Linked DNA regions of Homo sapiens: all the other regions are linked to region 2. The links are chromatin contacts, found by Hi-C or POLR2A ChIA-PET in ENCODE. All regions are on one chromosome and are shown on one strand. Each heading gives the region's core, a stretch centred on a gene start or an enhancer-like site at or near the end of the contact. The rest is flanking DNA. Distances are from core to core; before and after follow the strand shown. Region 1 holds the start of LIG1 (DNA ligase 1). Region 2 holds the start of SERTAD3 (SERTA domain containing 3). Region 3 holds the start of BAX (BCL2 associated X, apoptosis regulator).

Region 1 (4,577 bases), core at 1,209-3,708, 7.7 Mb before region 2:
GGCTCGCGGCTGTAATCCCAGCACTTTGGGAGGCAAGACGGGCAGATCACCTGAGGTCATGAGTTTGAGACCAGCCTGGCCAACATGGTGAAACCCCATCTCTACAAAAATCCAAAAATTGGCCAGGCGTGGTGGCGCGTGCCTGTAATCCCAGCTACTCAGGAGGTTGAGGCAGGAGAAACAACGCTTGAACTCGGGAGGTGGAGGTTGCAGTGAGCCGAGATTGTGCCATTGCACTCCAGCCTGAGTGACAGAGCAAGACTCTGTCTCAAAAAAACAACACAAAGCAAAACAAAACAAAAACAAAAACAAAAAACCACACAAAAATTAGCCGGGCATGATGGCAGGTGCCTGTAGTCCTAGCTACTCGGGAGGCTGAGGCGGGAGAATCACTTGAACCTAGGAGGTGGAGGCTGCAGATGGCACCACTGCACTCAAGCCTGGGCGACAGAGCGAGACTCCATCTCGAAAAAAAAAAAAAAGTCTGTAAGTCGGGCCCACACCATCTCTTGCTCCGTGAGTATCTTTGTCTCTCTAGCTCCTCTTCTTCTCTCAGTACATGTCCCTCCTTGACTCCCGCCTCTCTGCAAGGTGTATTTGGCTGCCTCAGTTGGCCTCTCCCCCTCTGCATCTCTGGGTGGGGTGTTCTCTGCCCGTCTCCCACCCACACCCACCCCCGGTGCTCCCCTTCCCCCCAGCAGGACAGCGGCTCAGGTTCACGCACCCCACGGCGGGCCGGCTGGGCGCACGCACGTCCTTGCACACAAGCCGCACGTAGCTGTACTTGAGCACGTCGATGAGCGTGTAGAGCGGGGGCGCACTGGCCCAGCGGCAGCGCGCCAGGTGCATGGAGCTCTTGACGAAGAAGAGCGCCAGCCGCTGCTGGCACCACGCGTCGAAGAAGCGGCTGAACTCGGCCCACGAGAAGAAGGCCCGCTCCCGCAGCTCCTGCTCCTCCTGCCCCGCAGCCGTGCCGGGTGGGGGCTCCGGCCGCTCCATCCTGGGGGCCTGCGTGGAGGAGGGGAGAACAGGTGGATATCAGACCCATTCCCACCCGGGGTATCTCATCTACTCCATTCTTGGCCTGCCCCGTCGGTTGCTGGTGCCTCTATCGAGGTGGGTAGCCCGGGGTCGGACGTGCCTGTTTTTCTCCAAATATATAAATATCAACCTCCATCCTATCTTTGGCCTCCTCCCACCGCCTTATCCCTGGTTCACTTGGAGCCTGTCATCTTGATTCCTAATTCCAACTCGTCTCCTCCTCCGCAGATGTGACCCTTAGGTACAGTTGGAATCTCTCCTCCCAAAATACGACCCTTAAGCTCAGATGTCCCTTAAGGACATCTCCTCAAATGTGTTCTCAAATTCCAGCTAAAACCTCCTCCCCTTCCAGCTGTGTCTCTCACCCAAGAGTAACTTCTAACTCTCGTATTCATCTGGAACTCCTCCTTCCATGTGCCAACAGTTGGCTGTAACCCCTCCAAAGACGCTCCATCTCCAGATGTGCTCCCACATCCAGGCCACGGACCCCTCACCCGGTCACATGCTTCATGCACCTGTGGCTCCGCACTCCCCAGATGTGCCTCTGGCGTGCAGCTGTTGCCCCTTCCCCCGATTATGACCCTATGGCTCGCCACATGCAGCTGTAGCTGGGGCTTCCCTGAGACACTCTCATCTCCAGATGTACTCCCCACATGCAGTTATCCACGCTTCGCCTACAGGTGTGTGCCCCACTTGTGGCTAGTTCTCCTCGGAAGTGTCACCAGTATTCACCTGTGGTCCCCTCCTCCTCAGATGCGGCCCCCAGTCCAGCTGTGGGCCCCTCCTCCCAGTTACATCCACCATCCCCCGCAATATGCATCTTCGTTCTAGACATGGCCCCTCGTCCTCGGATGGGCTCCTTCACCCCAGATGCTCCCCCCACGTCCAGCTGCGCGTCTCCCCTCGAGCAGCCCCATCCAGCCCGCTCCCGACCCTCCTACTCCCCCCCTCCCCGCCCGCTGCGGCACCTTCCAGCCCCGCCGTCCCACCTAGCTGTGCCTCTCCCCTCCCCAAGATGTGCACCCTTCCCGCCCCTCCCCACTCACCTACCCGCCCCGGAGCGGCGTCCACCTCCCACAATGCCCCGCGCCCAGGCCTGGCCCGGCCCTTGCTCCCGGGATGCCCCGCGCGGTCTCCCGCCTCTCTTCCCGCCGTGCCTCGCGGGGGCGCTTCCACCGATTCCTCCTCTTTCCCTGCCAGTCACTCCTCAGACCCTCAGCCACACCCGCTCATCCAGGGCGAGGGAAAGCGCGGGCATTTTCCCAGTGTGCTCTGCGGGAGGGCTCGCCCCACTTCACCCCTTTTCCCGCCCTCCTCCCATTCGGGAGACTACGACTCCCAGTGTCCTCCGCGCGACGGCGGCGGTGCGGACGGTGCCCAGGTCCCGCCCCTAGGCTCTGCCCCGCCCCCGCCCGCAGACGTCTGCGCGCGAATGCCGTGGCGCGAACTTGGGACTGCAGAGGCGCGCCTGGCGGATCTGAGTGTGTTGCCCGGGCAGCGGCGCGCGGGACCAACGCAAGGCAAGTGGGGCCGTCCGCAAGCAGATGGGAGGCGGAGGGCGGCGGGTGCGCCGAATGCTTGGGGCCTATGCTTCGCCATGTCGGGGTGTCTGCAGAGGAGTGGGCGTGGGGACGCTGAGGCTGCCGAGAGCGCGGTGGAGACGGAAGAGCGCGGGCTGCGGGCCGCCGGAGAGTGCAGAGAGGTGTCTCCCAGAGGGAGGGGGGCCAGGTAGAGGGTAGACGAGAGACAGAGACAGTTGGACAGGTCCTCTGAGAAGAGGCCTTGAGGTGCGAGTTCACCTGGAAAGGGGAGAGGCCAAATGGAACTGAGGGGCGGGGCCGGGGGGGGGAAAACTGTGTGGGCGGGGCCAGCTGGAAATCGGAAGGCCCCCCGAGGGGGCGGGGCTATCTGGGAGGGGGAGGGGCTGAAGGGAGCTAAGGGGCGGGGCCGGGGAAAAGATTGCGTGTGGGCGGGGCCACCTGGAAGGGGGAGGTGCCAAGGGTGGGGCTGGCTGGGAACCGGAAGTGCTGAGGGGGCGGGGGCCACCTGGAAGTGCTGAGGGGGCGGGGCTAGAAGAAGGTAAATCGCGGGCAGCAGCATCACCTGGAAGGAGTGGGCCCTACTGGAGGGAGATGGGTGGTGTCAGGGAGAGGTCAGTGGTAAGGTCCAGGTCTAGGTAAAGGGCTCGTAAAAGATGGAGAATCATCTGAATGGGGAGACGTCTGGCCTAATGTATGCTTGATAAAGGGATGGAGCTTACCTCTTGTTTTTACTTTTTATTTTGAAATAATTATAGATTCAAGGAAGTTGTGAAAAGAGTATATCCATCTTCCCCTAATGGTGACATCTTATGTAGTCCCAATATCGAAACCAGGAAATTGACATCAATACAGTTCTGTTAACTAGATTACAGACCTTGTTCAGTTTTCACCAGTTTGTGTGGTGTGAGTGTGATTGTGCATCTGTGTGCCCGTGCAGCTTGATTCCTTGTATAGATTTGTGTAACCCCCATCGTAATTGTGATATAGAACAGTTCCCTCTCCACATAAGAACTCCTCCCCAGGCCCCTGGCAACCGCTAATGTGTTCACCATCTCTAGTTTTGTCATTCGGAGATTGTTATGTAAATGGAATCATATATTATTAGGATGTTACCTTTTTTCTACTCTGCACAATGCCCTGGAGGTCCACCCAAGTTGTTGCTTGTATCAGTGCTTCGTTTCTTTTTATTACTGAGTACTGTTTCATCCTTACTTGATATTTTTCCTGTCATTATCTCTTCATTTTGGTAACCGCTTTATTGAGATATAATTCACAATTATACAGTTTGCCCATTTAAAGTGTACAATTTTGCCCATTTAAAATGTACAAGTCAGCGGTTTTCAGTGTATTTAAAGTGTATTTCAGTGTATTTAAAGTGCCCATTTAAAGTGTACAAGTCAGTGGTTTTCAGTGTATGCGCTGAGTTGTGCAGTTATTACCATAATCGATTTTAGGATATTTTTATCATCCCCCCAAAAAACTCCTATACCTTTTATCCATCATTCATTTAATTTTAACCCTGAACAATATTCTACCATATGGTATTCCAGTAATGAGGGAACCAGTTCCCTAAGGGTAGACATTCCACCAGTTTCCAGTCTTCTCTCATTACAGTTAGTGCTGCAGCAGGTAACTTTGTGCCTCACTTGGTCCACCTGTGAGGGTCTCTGTGGGCCAAATACACAGAAGTGGGGTTGCCGTTCCGATAGAGACGCCAGGTGGTCCTCCAGAGGCATCAACCAGTTTGTTCCCCCCAACTCAGCAGTACACAGAGTTGAGAAGCCAGCCTTGAGTACCGTGGTAAGGAGAAAGGAACGTGGGCTTTGGAGCCAGCCACACCGGGTTTTGAAGCCTTGCCTGAACCCCAGCTATGTTCCTCTGTCCTCATTACCTTCATCTATAAAGTGGGGATGATCTCACCTGTCTTGGAGGGCTGACTTGAGGATTGAGGGTATTTGAGAATGTGATCAGCCTGTCAGGCATAGAGTAGGCTTC
Region 2 (4,326 bases), core at 298-2,797:
CAAGAGGTGGTTGACAGAGATATCCTTGGTACCTGCCCTCGGCGGGGCGTTCCTCAGTCCATATAGTAACTGACAGTCCAGGACTGGGATGGCGGCACAGGAGGCCATGGAATCCTAGAATGGATCCTAACCCAACCTGGACTGCCAGGGAGGGCTTCGGAGAGGAGGAAACCTTTGAAATGTGTTCTGAGAAGCAGCCTGGGAATTGAGGGTATATTTTGAGGATGAGGAAACAAGTTTAAATATCCAGAGGCGAGAAGATTGCTTGAGGCCAGGAGTTCAAAACCAACCTGGGCAACACAAGAAAACCCCCCTCCCCCCTCCCCCATCTCTCTGTCACCCAGGCTGGAGTGCAGTGGCACGATCTCGCCTTCACTGCAACCTCAACCTCCCAGGTTCAAGCGATTCTCCTGCCTCAGCCTCCCAAGTGGCTGAGATTACAAGCGTGCGCCACCACGCCCAGCTAATTTTTGTATTTTTAGTAGAGACGGGGTTTCACCATTGTTGGCCAGGCTGGTCTCAAACTCCTGACCTCAAGTGATCTGCCCGCCTCCGCCTCCCAAAGTGCTGGGATTACAGGCGTGCGCCACTGCGCCCGGCAAAAAATAATATTAATAATAAAGATCCAGAGGCCTTTTATTGTCATGTTTGCGAACTTATTATGTACCTGGCATTGTTGTAGACACTGGGGTAAAGCAGGGAAGAAAACAAACAGAGAAAATCCTTTCGTTTTCCTGATGGGGTGAATGGGAGCTTGAAGCCATTTTAGAAAAACTGGAAGTGACTCAATGGGGCAGGATCGGAGAGAACCAGGAGAACGCATCAAGCAAGGTCGTGAGGGGCTTTGTGGCAAAAGGAAGGAGTTTGAAGTTTGTATTCGGGGTGGGTAGGAAGCCATGAACAGTAGCAGAGGAGTCATCTTGATGGAGCGGGGAAGGAAAGAGGGTGTCAGAAGACCCAGGTGGGACCACCAGAGGACGTGCTGAGAAAACCTGAGGATTAAGAAGGGGCCGCGCGGTAACGTATAGGGGGCGGGAGGGGCAGCAAGGGGGCGAGGCTACGATCGCCTAGGCAACGCGGGCCGCGCCACTCTATTGGCTGGTCTTCCGCTACGTCATCCCCCGCGCCCCAGCGTCCTCCCTCGGAACCCCGGGGGCGCGGCCTCCTCCGGTTGCTCGGCCCCGCCCGCCTGCACAGCGACTTGGGGAGGGGCATGCCAGCCCCTCTGGCTCCACGGTGGAGTCCAGGCCTACCATAAAGGAACCGCAGGGAGCAATGGTGACGATCTTGGAGCGAGGACTGTAGCTGAGTGGAAGGAAGCGGTTCTGTTGGACCGGCCGCCCTCCACCCCGGAGTCGCTGCCCCGCCCCCTGCCAGTTGCACTTCTTTAAATGGCCCGGGGCGCTAGGGAGGGGTGGGCGGATCCGGCGTCTCGGGGCACGGGCGGATGGCTCCGCCCAGCCAATCGACGCCCCGCGGCGGGCGGGACTCCAGCCAATCGCGGCTCGCGGCTCGGCTCCGGGGCGGGGCTGGTGGGCCAGAGGCCAGACGGAGAGGCCCCGCCGAGGTGAGCGAGGCTCCAACCGGTCACTGGTGGGTCCTGGCACTGGCGGGTCGCAACGCTGTGGGCGTTCCAGGAGGTGGTCGTGGCGAACCTGGCAGCTGCGGTGAGGAGTGGTCGCCTGGCTTGGGAATTTACCTTAGGCTGGGGGAGAGAGAAGCGCGCCCCGGGGACTTGCGGAGGCGGGGTCTGGGTGGGACCGGGGGAGGGGGCCTCAGATTCAGGGTGATGATAGGGAGGGTCTGGGGACCTGAGACTGAGTTCAAGACCCAGGAGGGGAGGCGAGGTTGTTGGGGCAGTATTTTCAAGTGGAGGGAGTTTGAAGCTGGGACGTTGGGCTTTTGGAGAAGCGAGAGAACAGAGGGGAGGAACTTTTGAGACAGGGAACCTGGAGATTCGATTCCACTTGGGTCTTCCGGACGGGTTGAATTCGGGGCTTTATCGTGTTCTGGAAAAGGTGTGAGAGGTACGGAGCTGAGATTCTGAGTATTTGGAGAAGCGAGAGAACTAGGGTCAAGGATTCTTGGGACTCCAAGACGCACTGGCGGGGGAAGGAGGTTGCCGGGAAGAGTTCAATGTTCGGGTCTTGGAGCCGGACAGCGAGTTTGGAGGTGAAGTCCAGGGGCGTTTGAAAGTCAGGAGACTAGGAGAAGTGGGAGGAAGTATCAGAATTAGGATACGTAGTCTCCCGAACTAGATCGGAGCATTGTCGTCTTTGAGCGATGTGTTCGGATCTGGGTCTCTGGATCCAAGGGCAGTTTGGAAGGAGAATCGCGGACTTTCAAGGAACAGAGGGACCGGGAGAAAGCAAATTTAGAGCCGGAGTCTGGGGTGGGGGAGGGGTGTTCCGGGCCTGGAGCTCAGACTCGCGGCCCCGGAGGCAATGGAGGGCGGGGCTCGGCAGGCGCCGGCAGCTGGACGTCCAGGTTCCCTTCCCCCACCCGCCTGTGCCCCTGTGCGCATGCCCTGAGGGAGAGCGGGGTGAGGGGGGTGGCTCGTCCCCTGGACGGGCGGAGCCCTCTGGGGATTGTAGTGCGTGCTCGACGTCAATTCGTGTACCTGGCGGCTGTTGGCCCCCGTTTCCCAGAAGCCCCTGGGCCAAATTGGGGCGTTCCTGGATGCTCTGTAAGGACCCATGGGGGGGCGGGGCCTTACAGTGTCGCGGTCTGATTGAGTGGGACCTCCGAGGGGGCGGGGCTTGGTCTGAGCTGAGTTCTAGCAAGTTTTCCTATGGGGCGCGCTTTGGGGGAATCTGAAAGCGTGGGCAGAGGGAATGAGACAGGCCCCTTTCCTACTCTTGGGAGCGCTCCCAGTCGGTTAAGGAAGAGGACATAGAAATATCCCGACTGTTGAAGAAGAATCTCAACATAGGTTCCCCAACAGGGCTCCAGGAGATTTCGAATATAGTAGGCACTCAGTAAATCTGTTGAGCGAATAACTGGCAATTAACTCTTGATCGAGGCCGGGTGTGGTGGTAATCCCAGCTACTCAGGAAGCTGAGGCGGGAGGATCGCTTGAGCCCAGGACTTCGAGACTGCAGTGAGCTGTGATAGCGCTGCTGCACTCAGCCCTGGGCGACAGAGCGAGACCCTGTCTCTAACAAAAAACAAACACAACTCTTGTTCATTAAGCACTTCCGGTGTGGTGGGCCCTATAGATACGTGGCATCTCCTTGACAGAGGTGGTGAGAAGTATTTTTTTACAGTCCCTATTTTACAGATGAGGAAACTGAGGCCCTGAGAATTGACTCATTCAGATCACTTCCCATGATCACGCAGCTGAGCAGTTTCCAATACAGAATTCAGATTTGGGGTTCCCTACTTCCAATCCAGGTCTCTGTGCTCCACACTTGTCTTTCGTGCTCCATGTTTGAAGAAATTAATATTGTGGAAGAACAGTTTTAAGGCTTAGAGGAACTTGAGTTAGGATCCGTACTTGGCAGATGAGGAAATTGATTCTCATGGATGTAAATTCACTGTTTGAGGCCACAACAGGCAAGTAAGTGAGATTTAAATCTAGCTGTACGTAACGCCAGATCTTATTTTCTTAATCGTATATGTACTCACCTTCTTAAACTTGTAGGATTCAGACAGCCTTCATTTTATACATCAGTAAACTGAGATTCCGATGATTAAAAATCACTAACAACTCAATAGGCCTGAGAAAGTGGGATATGAGCCAGCACTACGGTGTCTGGTGTCTGACCTTCCCCTATGCGCCTCTTCTCTCTACAGGGCATCATGGTGGGAGGCTTGAAGAGGAAACACTCTGATTTGGAAGAGGAGGAGGAGAGGTGGGAGTGGAGTCCAGCAGGCCTTCAGAGCTACCAGCAAGCCCTGCTCCGCATCTCCCTAGACAAAGTCCAGCGCAGCCTGGGCCCCCGAGCACCCAGCCTCCGCAGGCATGTCCTCATCCATAACACCCTCCAACAGCTGCAGGCTGCACTTCGCCTGGCTCCCGCCCCTGCCCTGCCCCCCGAGCCCCTCTTCCTGGGCGAGGAGGATTTCTCCCTGTCAGCCACCATTGGCTCTATCCTCAGGGAGCTGGACACCTCCATGGATGGGACTGAGCCCCCTCAGAATCCAGTGACTCCCCTTGGCCTCCAGAATGAAGTGCCACCCCAGCCTGATCCAGTCTTCTTAGAAGCTCTGAGCTCCCGGTACTTGGGGGACTCTGGCCTGGATGACTTCTTTCTGGACATTGACACATCTGCGGTAGAAAAGGAGCCTGCACGGGCCCCACCAGAGCCTCCTCACAACCTCTTC
Region 3 (4,517 bases), core at 1,890-4,389, 8.5 Mb before region 2:
CTCGCTTCTGCCCTTGTGCCTCATGATCTCTTTTGGCCAACAACAGCCAGGAGCATTTCACCACCACCCCCACCACATTTTCTTATGAGAATCTTCATAATGAAAAGTTAAAAGAATTTCACAGTTAAAAGCCATATAGCCGCCACCTATAATTAGATTCTACAATTAACATTTTGCTATACAGACAGTCCCCAACTTATGACGGTTTGACTTACAATTTTGACCTTACTATGGGTTTATCGGGGCATTGAATGCATTTTCAACTTATGTTATTTTCAATTTATGATGGGATTACTAGGATGTAACACCATTGCAAGTCAAGGGGCATCTATACTTGCTAGAATAATCTCTTAAAGTTATAAATCAGGTCTTGTCGCTTCCGTATTTAAAACCAGCCAATCACTCCCATCACACTCAGAGTAAAGTTAAAGTCTTTCCAGGCTGGGTGCAGTGGTTCACGCCTGTAATCCCAGCACTTTGGGAGGCCAAGGTGGGCGGATCACTTGAGGCCAGGAGTTTGAGACCAGCCTGGCCAACATGGCGAAACTCCGTCTCTACTAAAAATACAAAAACTAGCCAGGCATGGTGGTGTGTGCCTGTAATTCTAGCTACTTGGGAGGCTAAAGCATGAGAGTCACTTGAACCCGGGAGGCAGAGGTTGCAGTGAGCCGAGATGGCGCCATTGCACTCCAGCCTGGGCAACAAAGTGAGACTCTGTCTCAAAAAAAAAAAAAAAAAAAAAAAAAAAGAAAAGAAAAAGTCTTTCCAGCAGCCCGAAAAACTCCACACAATCTGCCCCTGCCCAACTGTGCCTTCCTTTCCCACCCTCTCCCCAGTTCACTCTGTTCCAACAGCACTGGCCTCCTCCCTACTGTCAAAAGATGAGGCTTGGTCCTACCTCAGGGCCTTTGCACTTGCTGTTCCCTCTACCAGATGCCTCTTCCCCCCGATCACTATAGATCACTGCATGCTTCTTATCATTCTAGCTTTGGCTTTAATGTCACCTGCTCTTTGATGTCACCTGCCCTTAGAAGTCTTTCCTGGCTTGTTGCGGTGGCTCATGCCTGTAATCCCAGCACTTTGGGAGGCCAAGGCAGGTGGATCACTTGAGGTCAGGAGTTCAAGACCAGCCTGACCAACATGGTGAAACCCGTCTCTACTAAAAATACAAAAAAAAAAAAAAAAAAAAAAAAAGCCAGGGATAATGGTGCACACCCATAATCCCAGCTACTCAGGAAGCTGAGGCAGGAGAATCGCTTGAACCTGGGAGGCAGAGGTTGCAGTGAACCAAGATCATGCCATTGCACTCAAGCCTGGGCAACAAGAGCAAAACTCCATCTCAAAAAAAAAAAAAAAAAAAATAGAAATCTTTCCTGACCACTCTGCTAAATCACACTGCCCACTTTACTTCACCCCTGCACGTGAACTCCCTGAGAGCAGGGATGTAGCCTGCTTTGTACAGTGCTGTGTCCCAGGTGCCAGGTATAGGCCTGGCACATAGCAGGTCCAGTAAATGCTTGTTGAATGAATAAAAGAAGGAGCAGACACCCAGTGCACAGCCATCTCTCTCCATGCCCTCTGTGGTCACTGGGCCACTGCAGGGGGTTGATACCACGATCCCCAGGTCCTCACAGATCTGAGGGGGAGCATCCCTGGGCTCACTGCCCTGCAGCTGCCCACCTTGAGCACCAGTTTGCTGGCAAAGTAGAAAAGGGCGACAACCCGGCCCCAGTTGAAGTTGCCGTCAGAAAACATGTCAGCTGCCACTCGGAAAAAGACCTCTCGGGGGGAGTCTGTGTCCACGGCGGCAATCATCCTGCAGGAGAGAGGAGAACCAGTGCCGGGGAGCAGGCATCAGGCTGATGGTGGAAAATTCCCGCATCCACCGCACACTAAAGATAAGGAGACTGAGCCCCAAGCCAGGCTGAAATGAAAAGCAACAGGCCAACGGGGGACAAGGGAAGGGGACAAGACAGACATTTAGGAAGGTGGGAAAAATGACTCCCTGAAGGAGGGTTTTAAGATCCTGGCAGAGAGGAGGGCTGGGAGTCCGGAATGTTTGCGCTGAGTTGTGGGGCCCAGACTCCTAGTTCTTAGGGGAGGAGGAGAATGCGGGGCTGAGAGTCCTGTGTCCTGAAGGAGCCCAGTGGCTGGACTTCTGGGTCCTCAGGGGCCCACACCTCTGCAGCTCCATGTTACTGTCCAGTTCGTCCCCGATGCGCTTGAGACACTCGCTCAGCTTCTTGGTGGACGCATCCTGAGGCACCGGGTCCAGGGCCAGCTCGGGTGCCTCCCCCCCCATTCGCCCTGCTCGATCCTGGATGAAACTAGAGTGGGGATGGAGTGAGGGTGCAGAATCAGAACGGGGTGTCACTCCTCAAATCTGTGCCACAATAATCAGACCTCAAACTCACCCCTGAAGCAAAAGGGCCCCTGTCTTCATGATCTGCTCAGAGCTGGTGGGCCCTAGAGGAGAAAGGAAGGGAAGAGGTACCTGGACTCTTGGGTTCTAGGGGATCAGGAGACTGTGGAGACTCACGGCCCCTGAGGGAGGACAGAGCTGGGGACCCTGGACTTCTGGGACCCTAGCAGATAAAGTGACGGGGGGGCCCAGACAACTGAGTCCCTGATGGAGAAAGGCCAGGAGGCTGGGCCTGTATCCTACATTCTCCCCGGGGAAAGAGGCTAGGGGAACGCTATATGCATCCAGACCCCTGGCCTGAGGGGGCAGAGGCGAGACCCGCCCCTCCCACCAGTGCCAGAGGCAGGAAGTGGTGCGGGCGACAAGCCCGGGCCTGCCCGGGGGCTTGGCTTCCGAGATCCCCTGGTTCTCGAGGGTCCGAGAGCGCCAGAGAGGCAGGGATCGGGACACGGGGATCAGAGAGCCAGGAACCTCCGAGGACGGAGGGGACTGGAGGCTGGCAGCGCCCGATCCGGGAGTTTCTGCCCCTCAGTGCTTGGAGATCGCACAGCCCCAGGCCGGTAGGAAGGATCCCGGACGGGCCGGCGAGGGGGCTCGCCCTCCTCCCGCCCGTCTGCCTCCCGCCTCACCCCCGCCTCTGGGCTGCTCCCCGGACCCGTCCATCACCGCCGCTCCCGCCGCCGCCTCTCGCCGGGTCCGCGCGGGCGGCCGCAGCGCGCCCGGGTCACGTGAGAGCCCCGCTGAACGTGCGTCCTTCACGTGGCCGCCCCGCAAAATGGCCGCTGCCCCGCAGCGCCGCCGGGTCACGTGACCGCACCTGCCTCGCTCCCTCGGGAGGTTTGGTCCCGTCACGTGACTGTCCAATGAGCATCTCCCGATAAGTGCCAGCAGTGGCGCCGTCCAACAGCCGTCCGTCCAATCGCAGCTCTAATGCCTTCATTTATCCAGGCACCATTTTTAGAAGTTTCGGGCAGGGTTTGAGCTCTCCCCAGCGCAGAAGGAATTAGCAAGTGCAAAAGCTCAGAGGCCCAAAATAGCATGCTTCCAGGCAGGACGTTATAGATGACTAAAAACTGAGTGGTTTTGTTTTTTGCAGAGACCTGGATCTAGCAATATAGCCCACGCCCAGGCTTGTCTCTAACTTGTGAGCCCAAGAGATAACCCCGTCTCAGCCTTCCAAAGCGCTGGGATTACAGGCATGAGCTACCGCGCCAGGCCTGCTTTTCTGTTTGTTTGTTTTTTCCTGTTTTTTTTTTTTTTTTTTTTGAGACAGGGTCTCACTGTGTTGCCCAGGCTGGAGTGCAGTGGCCCAATCATGGCTCACTGCAGTCTGGAATTCCCGGGCTGAAGCCTCCCACCTCAGCCTCCTGAGTAGCTGGGACTACACCGCCCCTGGTTAATTTTTAAAACTTTTTATGTGGAGATGAGGTCTCTCTATGTTGCCCAGGCTGGTCTCTGAACTCCCAGACTCAAGCGATCCTCGCACCTTGGCCTCCCAAAGTGCTGAGATTACAGGCTTGAGCCACCCCACCCAGTCATGACTCGAATGTTTGTGTTTGTGTAAAAAGAAAAGGAATATGAAGTTTAAAAAGTGGCAGAAACTAATCTGTGCTGATAGATCAGCAGGGTATGGAGGGGAGGGGCCACAAGAGACACTCCCCGGGTGCCCCAAATATGCCATATTTTTATCTGAATGGTGTTTACATGGGTATACACATTATTATTATTATTATTATTATTATTATTATTATTATTTTGAGACGGAGTTTTGCTCTTGTTGCCCAGGATGGAGTGCAATGGCACGATCTCGGCTTACTGCAACCTCTGCCTCCGGGTTCAAGCAATTCTCCTGCCTCAGCCTCCCAAGTAGCTGGAATTGCAGGCATGCGACACCACGCCCAGCTAATTTTGTATTTTTAGTAAAGATGGGGTTTCACTATGTTGGTCAGGCTGGTCTCAAGCTCCTGACCTCAAGTGATCCACCTGCCTCGGCCTCCCAAAGTGCTGGGATTACAGGCGTGAGCCACTGTGCCCGGCCGGGTATACACATATTTACAATTCATTGAGCTGTACACATAAGACTTGTGTGCTTTAT

What was found. Hi-C counts contacts between places; a loop is a spot of excess contacts on that map. ChIA-PET counts read pairs that join two places held with the same protein, here RNA polymerase II (POLR2A). Pooled maps may share reads with other maps.
Region 1: a pooled map shows a loop between it and region 2 (12-fold over the local background). The contact joins the promoter of LIG1 here to the promoter of SERTAD3 in region 2. A Hi-C loop is called at or near these places in 1 of 50 pooled maps. POLR2A ChIA-PET finds 5 or more read pairs at or near these places in 2 of 52 experiments (HEK293 and HepG2).
Region 3: a pooled map shows a loop between it and region 2 (4-fold over the local background). The contact joins the promoter of BAX here to the promoter of SERTAD3 in region 2. A Hi-C loop is called at or near these places in 2 of 50 pooled maps. POLR2A ChIA-PET finds 5 or more read pairs at or near these places in 2 of 52 experiments (GM10248 and H1).

What each region holds. Positions count from the first base shown.
Region 1 is chr19:48,168,225-48,172,801 of GRCh38, reverse strand. LIG1 (DNA ligase 1) reads left to right here and starts at 2,458. Exons shown (of 28, transcript NM_000234.3): 1 at 2,458-2,561. It overlaps ZSWIM9 (zinc finger SWIM-type containing 9), which reads right to left and starts at 2,122. Exons shown (of 4, transcript NM_199341.4): 1 at 2,088-2,122; 2 at 725-1,008. The coding sequence starts at 999. RefSeq lists silencers at 1,930-2,069, 2,870-2,919, 2,950-3,019 and an enhancer at 2,317-2,976.
Region 2 is chr19:40,441,556-40,445,881 of GRCh38, reverse strand. It overlaps SERTAD3 (SERTA domain containing 3), which reads left to right and starts at 1,547. Exons shown (of 2, transcript NM_203344.3): 1 at 1,547-1,667; 2 at 3,796-4,326. The coding sequence starts at 3,802. It overlaps SERTAD3-AS1 (SERTAD3 antisense RNA 1), which reads right to left and starts at 1,365. Exons shown (of 2, transcript NR_187496.1): 1 at 1,254-1,365; 2 at 619-992. RefSeq lists silencers at 1,016-1,235, 1,296-1,615, 1,796-1,855, 2,321-2,700.
Region 3 is chr19:48,953,497-48,958,013 of GRCh38, reverse strand. It overlaps BAX (BCL2 associated X, apoptosis regulator), which reads right to left and starts at 3,139. Exons shown (of 6, transcript NM_138761.4): 1 at 3,052-3,139; 2 at 2,415-2,466; 3 at 2,181-2,327; 4 at 1,681-1,816. The coding sequence starts at 3,085. RefSeq lists enhancers at 2,665-2,874, 2,324-2,891, 2,892-3,460 and a silencer at 2,995-3,144.